Linked DNA regions of Homo sapiens: region 1 is linked to region 2. The links are chromatin contacts, found by Hi-C or POLR2A ChIA-PET in ENCODE. All regions are on one chromosome and are shown on one strand. The core of a region is the stretch at or near the end of the contact, and the rest is flanking DNA. Distances in the headings are between cores, read along the strand shown.

Region 1 (6,069 bases), core at 144-2,643, 140 kb after region 2:
TTACCAGAAACATTAGCGATGAGTAATAAAGTATATTTTTCCTTTTATTTTTTCACTTATTTTCAGTTATTTATGAAGAGAACTCTAGTTTCAAGAATCTCTTTGAAAATCACCATAACTATTTAAAAACCACATGTGTAGAGAAGCAGGAAGAGGAGAAAGTGGCCCACTTAAATAATAAATTGCTTATTTATTAGCTAATAACTTTTTTAAAACAACACTGTGAATGTTTACTGTCTACTTACCAGTGATACTATTTAGAGCACGCTCTAAAGAAATATTTCTGCCTAACTATATTTTCTTGCCTAGAGTCTTTAGAGACCAAGATCTCTGGCTTTTAACATAGGTCTCCAAGTTTGAAACCTAAATGGATGGTAGCCTTACTTCTGCAGGAAACCTTTTTCTGTGACTACCTCCAGGAAAAAACAAAAACAAAAAACAAAAAAAAACCTAAGTTTCTTTGGCCCTTCTATCCATGGCTACAAGCTTATATTCCTTCCATTGTTGTTAATAAAGAGAAAATAGGCATATTGTAGCTATGGCACATTTGTCTGGTGACTTCTCCTTTCCTCTTCAGCCCCAGGCAGATGTTTCCCTGTTCTGTTCCTACAGGCACTCTGGAGTTAGTATAATATTGTTTTCTTTGCAAGTCTCAGAACTGTTTAACTTTTTCTTAAAGGGCCAAAGGCCACGTGTTCTATGCCATTTCAAAACGTTTAAGCAGAATGCAGCCAGATTCCTAAATGAAACCATAGCATCTCTTTTTGTCAGTGTGGAAAATGGGCACTCTTCACCATGCTGTGAAGATGAACCAAAGCCTGCCCTGGCAAGTTAATACTTGTAGTTGCTGCAGTAGGCGGTAGCCATCTTGTCTCCTCTTGAAATCTTCTATTCTTTCAGAGCTCACTATGTGCAGTGCTCTCTCATTGGTGTTTGCATAGCAGAGAAATAGTCATGGTTTAGTAGAAAAAGTTCGAGCTTTGAAGCCAGACTTAGACTTAAATTCCACTTATTACCTATGTGACTTAGGGGATAGTTAACTAGCGTCTCTGAGTTTCTGTTTTCTCATTGGCAAAATGGGGACAGTAATACCTATCTTGCAGCACTGCTGAAGAGAGAAAATTATGTAAAGCAAGAGTCACAGTACCTGGGATGTCATAGGAGTTCATTAAACAGTGGCTGGCATTAGCTATTATAATAGAGTGTGGTTCCTTTAATAGTATGAGACCTAGGTAATATTATCCCCTATTTTACAGGAGAGGATGTTGAGGCTCAGAAATGTTAAGTGCCTTGTCCCAGATCACATGGCAAGGAGAAGCTGAAGCTGAGCTATCTCAGCCTGGGTCTGTCTCCAAAGCCTGTTGTTTTCCTCTAATGCATCACGTCCTACGTGAGTGCTGTTACAGTGCCAGAGGTGCCTGCTGCTGCCTCAGTCTGGCTGCCTCCCGCCTTCCCCCTGAAGAGTACTATTAGAGATACAAAACTAATGGAGAACGAGGACCTTTCACAACCTGCTTTTGCCTTTCCAGATCCGGAAGAAGAGCTATTAATTATAGAGCATTTTGAGGATGATTTTTTTCCTTAGGAATACAGATTCCCCAGGAAATTGCCAGCCTTCTGTCTTTTTTTCAACTCAAAGTATGACTAATGTTTTTGAGACTTGTTGTTGGCTAGGAAGTCAAGTCACATCAATTATTCATTTAAATTGGAGGGTTTGGGGTTATTTGGAGGACAAATAACTAGAAATATTTGTGTAAGTTTCTGATGAAATAGAAAACTCAACTGATTGTTTGTATTTCATGTTGTTTCTTAGGCAACAGGAGGAGGATATGAAAGTGATGATGCATATCATAACGCCGAACTTTTCTTCTTAGACATTCATAATATTCATGTTATGCGGGAATCTTTAAAAAAAGTGAAGGACATTGTTTATCCTAATGTAGAAGAATCTCATTGGTTGTCCAGTTTGGAGTCTACTCATTGGTTAGAACATATCAAGGCAAGTATATTTTGTGAAAATATTTGTGTATATAAAAAAGAATGTAATTGTTTAGTGGAATGGACATATTTTTAAATTCCTTAAAAAAATGGACATTGAGAGATAAACTTTGTAGTAGAGGACCACATTTAACAGTTTTATGTTGCTTTATAATTTGCTTACCTAAATTAAAGATTTCACATCATCACTCCAGAATATATTTAGAGTTTGCAAAGACATCTCTTTCCATCTTTCAGTATTAAGTCGTTCAGTCTTTCATGCAGGTTTATTTAGGAATAGCCAATTTATTATCTAACCATTACTGGATATGACCTCTTTGGACCTAGATAAGAGGTGGTTAGTTTTGTTTTTTTTGTTGTTTTTTGTTTTTTTTTGTTTTTTGAAACTAATCTCAAATGACTTATTTTAAAGAATTGGTTTTGTGTTTTATTATGTTCAATCCTTTATCCTGATAAAGGCAGCAATAATCCTCCACTTTTTAAAAAGTACTTGAAGTGATCTGAGGGAACTAACACTTTTAGAAACCATTTAGTTCTGTACACAAACAAAAAGTCAGCTTTAATGTATAGGTGAATTATTAAGATATATTCTCTAGTCAAATTTTGTTTTCCAACTTACCCTTCATCTGCAAGTGGTGGCATGCTCTTCTCAGCTAGCGAGGCTCACCCTCTTGGTGTCATCCTACATTTCTTTAGCTCCTGCACTGAGCTAATCATCAAGTACCACAGGCCCTTCCTTGGAAACATGTCTGTCACTCTCATAGTCCCCTCACCCCCACACTGGCAGCATTCAAACTAGGCCATTACTACCCCTATCTTTGCACTCTTAAAATGGTTCTGTTTTCTCTTCCTTCCCTCTCGTATCTATTCTATAAGCAGCTGACAGAACATTTTCCTAAAATATCCTGCTATTCCAAAACCTCTGGGGGCTCCCAACAGCCTAACCTGACAGCCACACCCCTGTTCATCTGGCTTCTGCAGGTTTGTAGATTAACCTGCAACTACAGAAATCCTTACTCTTCCTAATTCCATCTCACTTATGCCTGTTTCTGGGCCTTTGTCTAGGTTGTCCTCTTTCTCTAGAATGGATTCCCCCATCCTTCCACTTTCTTCAAGGACCAGATCAAATCCCACCGAATCTCAAAGGGAATGTTCCTTCCACTGACTTTGCTATACATTATGTCTCTTTTTACACATACCTATCATCTCTTCAATCATATGTGAACCTCCTTAAAGTCTTATACCATTTTCCCATTCACAAGGTCTAACATAAAAACCAAAATAAAACTTTTTATTTTACAATAGTTTTCAATTTACAGAAAAATTGTAAAAGTGCTATAGAAAGTTCCCATATACCCAACCGAGTTTTTCTTCTTATTGACGTCTTACACTGCTCATAACTATGGCATGTCACATTGTACAGTATACTAGTCACAACTAATGAGCCAATATTTATACATTATTAACTTATTATTAATAAAGTTCATACTTTATTTGGATTTCCTTAGCTTTTACCTAATGTCCTTTTTCTGTTTAAGGATCCCATCCAGGTATCACATTATATTTAGTTGTCACAATTAGGTTGTTTTTTTTTTTTTTTTTTTTAACAATTCATTGGTGAGGATGACAAATTCATAAAAAAATGAAAGGCAAAATAAAAATAAGATTTGATTGGGACCTTGGTCAAGAGAAACACCATGCATTTGGGGTAGTGATGGGCCGTCCACCTGGTGGTGTCTAGCAGGCAGGCTTTCTGCAAAGTAGAACCCAAAATAGAGACTTAACACAGAGATGTTGGTTTGGCAGTCAGCTATTGGGCAACAAACGCAAGCAAAGCCCTTTAATGTAGATTCTGAGAGAGGATGTGTGGGGAAAAGATCAGAGGACTTTGAGTGGAGCTTTGGGCCTGTTTGTATTCAGGGCAGGAGGTGAGAAGTGGAGCTCAGTGAAGGAGGCATACCAGAGAAATGGACATCAAAGGAGGATATTGGAAGGTAAAGAAAGGGTCTTAAGAAGAAAGGGTCAGTGGTACTTGAAGGAGGTTTATTAGCGAGGTCCTTTATGACCTTGGGGGTGTCTAGTGATGTGGTGGGTGTGAGTGAGAAAATAGAGGTAATGAATATCAACTGTTCTTTTAATAAGAGAGAGAGTTAAGGAAGGGGGAAGTGTTGAGGATCATATGACTATGAGAAGGGCTTTTCAAGTCATGGGAAGCTTCAGCCTGTTTTGTAGACAAAGAGAAAAGATTTACTTCAGGAATTTTTTTAAGGGAAATAATCACACAGGTCTGAAAATATGAATATACTAGAATGCTTATGATAGTGGAAAAACAGAGCCAGCATGGTGGCTCATGCCTGTAGTCCCAGTGCTTTGGGAGGTCAAAGTGGGAGGATCGCTTGAGCCCAGGAGTTTGAGACCACCCTGGGCAACGTAGTGAGACCCTGCTTCTTACAAAAAACTCAGACAAACAAACAAAAAGACAAAAAATAGTTGTAGTTGTGCACAACTGTAGTCCCAGCTACTCAGGAGGCAGAGGCAGGAAGATTGTTTGAGCCCAGGAATTTTCAGGCTGCAGTGACCTATTAATATGATTGTACCACTGCATTCCAGCCTGGGTGACAGAACAAGGCCCCATCTCTTTAAAAAAAAAGTGGAAAAGCATTGGAAAGAACCTAAATGTACAAGAAAAGTTATATATATATACATATATATATACATATATATACATATATATACGTGTGTGTGTGTATATATATATACACACACACACACACACACACACACACACACACACATACATACAGAATTTAGAAAGGTATCCACCAATATGTGAATAATTATTATTTCTGAGTAATAGGGCTATGTTTTCTCCATTTTTTTCCAGGGAATATATATTTTCTAAATAAGAAGAAAAGCTTTTTTTTAAAAGAGAGAGCACAGGTACAGGAGTTATTGGCAAGGTGGCTCAGCTGCTACTCTGAGCTAGATAGAAGGAAGAGAGACTGGGTGAGAGTAGGTCTTGTTCAATGGCTCAGATGTCTGAGGAAGTTAGGAGGTAAGGCCATCTGCAAAAGATGAAGTATGGAAGTTAGCACTTAAGGAATGTGGGAAATGTTTTAAGAGACCTCTCTAAGGTTTTATAGTTTTGTCTATAGCAAAGGGGATATGAAAGAAATGAAAGAAACTGTCATTGTTCTGTACAGAAGCCAAAGGAGTTACCAGGAGACTGGGGAGTCTAGGTGGACACTTGTAATGATATCTGACTCAGGGCTTCTCAGGCATCAGTCACATCATAGCAATTCAGACAGTGAAGCAGAGTTGTGGATAGCCTTGAGTTGGACCTTGAATACTGGTTGGAACGAGGGGAAATCCATTCCCCGCCTCTTCCAGCTTCTTGTAGGCATATCATTCCATCCTCTGCCTCTGTGGTCACATTGCCTTCCCCTCTTCTGTCTGTATGAAATCTCCCTCTGCCTCTCTCTTATCAGGATTTGTGTGATGTAATTTAGGGCCCACCTGGATAATCCGGAATAATCTGTCTTCTCAAAATCACTAAGTTGATCACATCTGCAAAGTCCCTATTACCATGTGAGGTAGTATACACAGGTTCCAGGGATTAGGACGTGGACATCTTTGGTGACCATTATTCAGCCTTCTATACTATCTTATAGCCCTGGGTCTGCTGACAGGTGGCATGGCCATCACTAACCTGTAATCTGGTGAAATGGTGTCACCATTCAATGTATGAAAGCGGGGCAAGCCTTTTGCAATGAGAAAATCACCATCCTTAGCATGCCTCTCAAATCATCATTCCAGTTCACTGACAGCCCCAGCAGGGTGGAAGAAGGACTCTGTAGTGTCTGGAGCTTGTATTTCCTCTTTGTCCTTTTCAATACAATACTCTTCCCCTATAGTCCTGCTTCTTTTAAAGTATCATATTGTTTTGGCCTTCTTGGATGGCAGCTAGCCCTCATTGAGCCTATGCTCAATGTGAGCACTTTATGGGGAGCATCTTTTAGTCCAAGACAAGCTAGTGGGGACATGGCTCATTTCTTCACAGTAGAGAGAGAG
Region 2 (6,138 bases), core at 3,241-5,740:
GTACAGGCAGAAGGAATCCAAAGCAAGCTTGTCCAAGAGGCCTGTGAGTTGGGATCATCCTCTAGATTCTAGAGTCTAGAAGGAATGGCTTGACTTGCCCCCAGAGTCGCATCAGTGGTCATGAGAGCAAGCGGATGGACACCAGCCAGAGGGGACCTTTGCAGAGAATTGCATCTGGTGCATAAAATATCAATGTGCACAGGATGTCTGCACTATCTGCAGAGAAAACTGGAGACATGAACATTTTCTAAGTGATAGTGATCAGAAGATGGTCATTAAGCTGAAAGGGCCTCCCAGGATTCTGGCCTTTAATGGAAATTCGGCTTTGGTATGTACAGCCTTGTTCTCTTTATCCTGCCTGCCCTGGCCTGGAAGAACAAGCAGTGCTTTCCTTTCAAGGGCTATTGATTTCTCTCTCTCTCAGAGTCACAGAGCTCCTCAGCTGTTCACTCTTCAGCTGAAACCAGAGAAATCTTGTCCAGCACAAAGCTGCCAGGGAAACAGAATTAGCAAAACGGACGTCGTCCCCTCAGGATGTCGCTGTTTCCACCCTGGTCTGCCTTGCCTTTCCCTGTCTTTGGAAGCCACAGATGAAAGGATATCAGCTAGCTTGCCTTGAGAATTATTGTCCCTCACCTATTCTCTCTCTTCTCAAGCCAACAGCTTTCACCCAGCAGTGAAGTGGCAGAGCAGATTTGTGGCCCCAAATCTTCTCTAAGAACCTTGGAAATTGGCCCCACCTGAGGGCCTTTGAGGGTCAGGCCTGGCATCCACTAAATCCTCCCTGTCAACACAGCCACTTTGTCAGTCCAGCCTGTGAGTCAGTGCGAGACAGAGGATGCAGGCACCACAGGGGAAGAAGAAAAGCAAGCTGGAAATATATTTGTTTCCTTTGCCCGGGATCATTCCCAGCATCTAAACCAAGTTCTTCCCAGACCGGCCAAGACTGAGGAGGAGTCAGAATAGAGTTTGCAGCAGTCATAGATCATGTGGGAAGACAGAAAACAAAGGGTAAAAAGAATTTCATATACAGATCTCTGCCGTTTGCTTTCAGTGGCATTCATTTTGTGAAGCCCCCAGTGACAGCTTCAGACCAGTTCAAACCTGAGGGCAGCATCATTACCATGGGTGAGGTCTCTAGAAGGGCAAGGAAAGACCCCTAACATAGAAAATGGTGTGGCAGTTTCCAGTTCCCCATTGGGGTCCCATGACTTGACCTTAGGTTTCTGCCAGCACCTGCCCACCCTCCATCCCTTCACCCTACTGGGTGGTCATTAGAACATTATCTGCTTTGATTGATTTACTTGTGTCCATAAGAGTAGAGACACACGGTGTTATCCCCATGCCCGGAACAGAGCCTGGCCCATAGTAGACCCATGACCATGTTTGTTAACTGAGTGACAGAGGGACTGACTGGACTGTCATGTAAGCAATACCTTCCCGTCAGGGTCTTGGGAAGGTAGGTTCAGGGGCCCCAGAGTTACTGTGGCCCGTATCCCTCTGGCTGCATTCTGGGCAACGCAAAAGGGCAGGTGTTCAGTGGGTTCCACCCCAGATCTCGGCGTTAACAGTCCACTGGGAGAAGTGGCCCAATTCGTGCTCATTACTCCCAGTGGTCCTGCCTCCCTGCAGGCATTCTGGAGAAGCTGAGTCACAGGCTCTGAGAGTTAGGGGGAACTTAGGAAACAATCAAAACTTGCCTGCCATTCATTTTAGGAAGCCGTTGTAGTTTCTGAGGGACGACTAAAGGGAATTTTTTCCTAAAAGCATCCATCCGTCCTCCAACTAGGCTTCAGATAGCAGTGTGTATGTTGTCACTATCTATGGGCCATGGCCAGTCAGAGCCCACGGGTCTCAGGGGGCTCCACCCATGTGGGGGTGGGGGTCCCCACAACTCAGATCTTGAATGTGTGGTGGTCCCATGCAGTATACTATCTTCCTGTCATTGCAAAGGGAAAGTCAGAAGGGTGAACGAGTTGTTTCTAATTCTGGCTTCCAAACAGTACAAAAGAAGGTTTTTTTCCTTGTGGAATACACTAGTGCTCAACCTTTGGGACAGATAGCTGAGCACCTTCTGCTGTGTGGCAGGCTGGCTCTCTGTGGGGGCACTCATGGAGCAGTGTCTGCTGGAAAAGGAGACAGGAGTTCCCTAGCATGGAGGGGTAGATAATCTCCCCGCTCCCTCCCCTCTTCTGTCCTCCCTTCCCCTTCTCCCTCCTCCTCTACCCTCCCCTTTTTCCTCTCCCCTCCCCTTCCTCCTCCTCCTCTTCCTTCTCTTCCTCTTCTTTATTCTCTCTCCCTCTCAGTCTCCCCTTCCCTCCCTTCCTTCCTCCCTTCCTCCACATTCTTTATAAAACAAGGCTTTGGATCCATTCACTGCCATCCCCCAGAAGTCTTGTCATTTGAATTCTTGTCTGAGTCAGGATGCTCTCCTCCAAGGGCTCATAGGGCAAGGAACTTCAGCCCGAATCCGGCTAAAATCCAGGAACATTTTGTGGGCATCTGTCTCAGTCCCCGAATCGTTTGTCCTCTGCCTTTCCCCCGTTGGAGTCCTTTTGCCTGCTTAAGTGGTTGAATTGGTAATGAGATCATTCTTCCCATGCAGTGGTGAGAAAGCAGCACTCAGGTGATTGCACCTGGGTAAACAGGAGACATTAGCATGTGGTAGCTGGTGAGTGAAGCTGGTGCAGTGCCTGGCGTGGGCTCAGTTGTGCCAGCAGGCAGTGGTGGAGTTTGGGCTCTTTCCCCTCTCTCCTGCCCAGCACACAACCCCCAGGGACAGGTGGGGGCTTTACAGCTCCCTGGCGTCAGCCTAAAGCTTCTAGAAAGGCATCCCCAGGACTTCCAAGGTTGCCATCTTGGCTGAGACTGTCTGTGAATGTGGTCCCTTGTCTGACAGTGGGGGCTGGGAGGGGTGTGACAGAGGAAGAGCTGGGCCTTAGTTCTCTGGGGGTCACCATGAGAGAAGCACACCTGGGCTTGCATAGAACTCAGTGCTGCTTGTCAGTGTCACCTGGCACAACAGGACGTAGTGCCACAGTTGCAGCCCTAGAAAATTTGACGACCCCTTCATAGCTTTGTTTATAAAAGGCCACACGGCCTAGGCTGTCCTTCATAAGAGAGCAGAAAGCGAGTGTCCCAGTCACTAAGCAGCAACTTTCAGGCACGGTTTCCTCCTGGTCACTGAAACCATTTGTCATTTCCTGTTTTCTCCATTTTCCAACGATTCTAATTGTCAGTGTCAAAAGGCAACAACTGTTTTCTTGGGGCTTATCTTTGGAGCACATTGATTCAGAACAAAGGATGGGAGCCTCCATCTGCAAAACAAAGGAAGCAGCCTCCTCGGGAGGCCTGGAGAGAATGCTCTGGCTCCTTTGGCCAGGGACAGCAGGACCAGCATAGGAGCAGAGGACTGGCGGTGCCTCTGGACACTGCCGTAAGGTGAAGAGACCATGGAGGACCGTCGCTTGCTGGTGGCACCCCAGACTTGAAGATCCTGCAGAGCTGGCCACCGGCACCCAGGCTGGGTGTCAGCAGCGCTGTGTGGCCTTGGCAGTTTCCATAGTGATAGGCTGGCCAGCTTTTCCATTAGACTCCGGGGTCCTCTGGAATGTGTGCTTCCCGGGATGAAGACGCCCCAGCACCCGCTGAAGCCTGCCCTGCCCCGGCGTGGCCTTTCCTTTTGTCTGGCACGCCCCTGGGCTTGGCTTTCTCTTTCCGTCCCTCCCTTCGGACTTTACCGCACTTCCCCTGCTGTTTCCTTAGTCACACTCTCCAGCCTCCATCTGCCCCTGCCCCTGAACCCCTACCTCTGTACAACTGTGTTATTTGATGAAACTAATGCAGCAACCGGTGGGGATGGAGTTAAGGACCGTTTAGACCTAGCCAGCCACGCAGGAATCTGTCCCCAGAAGCAGCGGAAGCACCTGGTCTGCAGTTAGGAGATACTGTACTTCTTAGCCGTGTCACCTTGGGCAAGTCATTTAACCTCTCTGAGCCTCTGCTGTCACATCAGTAAGCTGGGGACTGTAGATCTTCTGCCCTGATGTCCTGAGACTGGTACAAGAAGAGCCAAAGCGAAAGGACTGCCTTCAGAAATGGCTGCCAACCCTGACCATCTCAGGCAGATCCGGATGGTGTGGCCTTGGGCAGTGGTCATGTGACCCCCATGCTCCTCAGTGTCCACATGGGGTGTTGCTAGATGACATAAAATAATGGGTGAGACGTGCTCAGTATAATGAGAGCTTGAGAAGGCAGATCCCACCCCCCATCCCCACCCCCACCCCTTGCCGCCTTGCCAATGCTTTGGCAGGGAGAGGGCAGCTCCATAGGGCAGCTGAGAAACAGCCCCTCACTGCCCACACGGCAGCTCCAGTGGAGGGGGAGGCAGGGACCAGGACAGGAAGCAGGCTAAGGGCGGGATAGAAAAGCAAACCCCAGTCTGGTGGAATCGCTTCTGGTGTAGTCTTCCCGGTGCCATGTGTTTGTCCTCTCTGCCTTGGCAGGAACCAAGGCCAGGAACTGCTGCCAGGCCTGAGAGCCGGGCACAGTCCCAAGCACTGGGTCGCTACCCCGCCCCACTCCCACCAGCCCCACTGAGTGCAGAGAAGGGTTCCCAGAAGCCCTTTGCTGGAAAAGCAGGCACTGCACGGGCAGCCCGTGTTGTAGAGGCAAGTCCTCTGGCATCTTCGGGGGGACACAGACCAGAAAGTGGACTTGGAGCTTGTGCTCCCAGACAGAGCTGCCTTGGTGGTTGAGAAGGGGAGAGAGATGGCAGCAGTTGAGCAGAGATGGCCGGGCTCCCCTCACTGTGTGGGGTGAGGCTTCAAGCACTGGACTGGGAGTCAGACCTGGATCCGAGTCACAACCTGACACCAACTGGCTGAGGGTCTCAGAGCAAGTCATGCCTTTTCTGGGTCTGGGGGCCTTCATGTTATTCCCTCCTGGCTATGTTCTTCCCCTTTGCTCCTTGAGCCGATCCCAGACTGAGTGCTGAAACTGCGGCCTTGAAACTTGGCTCGCTCCTCCCCCTGCCCACCCAGCCAGCTTTCAGATGGAGACAGGAAGCTCCTCCCAATTGCCTATGCTGCAACTAGTCAGGAGAAGGGCGGGAGGTTGGCAGTAAGTGTTTGGCTACTCCCAGTGTTGGAGACTGTGTCCACCTGACCATGTGATCATCTGGCCGTTCATGCCAGGACCACCAGGAACAAGCCTCAGTCCTCTTCTCAATGTCCTTTCCCTATGACAGCCCTGCAGAGGCTAGGTATCCACCACTACATAGCCCACAGTCTGCTCTGCCCCAGCCACAGCATCCTTGGCTTGCTCAGCCATTCTTTGTCTGGGTAGTTTGAAGTCCAATCCCCACTCTCATTACTTACCATCCTCTGAATGCAGCCAGTCTGTCTGGGTCTCCCTGAGACTGGCATGCCCAGACTCCTGTGGGTATAGTCTGGCCAAGGCAGAGTTAGCATAGGACTGTCACCTCCCTCCTTCTACATACTCTGCTTCTATTAATGCAGCCTAATGTTACATTTGTTCTTTTGGTGACCGCATCTCACTGCTGACCCATCCTGAGCAGATGGACATCCAAAATGCCTAAAACTTTTTTCTGTGTGCTCTTGCTATTAAGTTCTGTCTCTCCTGCCCCATTCTATGCTGTTGCAGTTGTGTTTTTAACCCAGGTGCAGAATCTTACTTTATTTATACCTGTGGAATTTTGCTCGAGAGGGTGGGGCATGCATGCGAGTGTATGCTGGTGTGTTTATTCATGCTTTCTGCTGCACCAAAGCCAAGTCCTAGGTCCCCACGCAGCGATCCTAAGGCTAATTATTAATTGGTAGCTGTAATCTAATTTGTCTTTTTCATCTTCTGTTTAGCAAGAGGAACAGAGATCAGGTCTTATGGCAATGACCCCTGAACGGCAGAATGCATATATCTCCCAACAGATGAGTCCATTTGAAGGTAAGCAGTTAAGGCCAGTGTTCCCAAAGGGGTGGGCAAGGGGTGCATATGTGGAAGTGGGGTGAGAATTCATTTCAGAGTAAGCAGTTACTGTGCTTCTGAAAGCATTGAGAAAGAGGAGATCTGAAAATCAGTTAAATAATTCATCCAACTCTAAGAGCAGGATCCCAATTGAAG

What was found. Hi-C counts contacts between places; a loop is a spot of excess contacts on that map. ChIA-PET counts read pairs that join two places held with the same protein, here RNA polymerase II (POLR2A). Pooled maps may share reads with other maps.
Region 1: a map of endothelial cell of umbilical vein shows a loop between it and region 2 (11-fold over the local background). The contact joins two enhancer-like sites. A Hi-C loop is called at or near these places in 1 of 168 maps with a recorded cell type or tissue (endothelial cell of umbilical vein) and 1 of 50 pooled maps. POLR2A ChIA-PET finds 5 or more read pairs at or near these places in 1 of 52 experiments (MCF 10A).

What each region holds. Positions count from the first base shown.
Region 1 is chrX:150,647,903-150,653,971 of GRCh38, forward strand. It overlaps MTM1 (myotubularin 1), which reads left to right. Exons shown (of 15, transcript NM_000252.3): 10 at 1,814-1,999. Among named protein-coding and RNA genes, the nearest start is that of MTMR1, 42 kb to the right of the region's middle. Within about 2 kb of position 1,394, at least 3 of the 41 ENCODE cell types and tissues checked have a DNase peak (open chromatin) inside an H3K27ac peak, as active enhancers do; they include endothelial cell of umbilical vein, where a contact is called at or near this core.
Region 2 is chrX:150,504,086-150,510,223 of GRCh38, forward strand. It overlaps MAMLD1 (mastermind like domain containing 1), which reads left to right. Exons shown (of 8, transcript NM_005491.5): 7 at 5,877-5,961. The coding sequence ends at 5,917. Among named protein-coding and RNA genes, the nearest start is that of MTM1, 61 kb to the right of the region's middle. Within about 2 kb of position 4,491, at least 23 of the 41 ENCODE cell types and tissues checked have a DNase peak (open chromatin) inside an H3K27ac peak, as active enhancers do; they include endothelial cell of umbilical vein, where a contact is called at or near this core.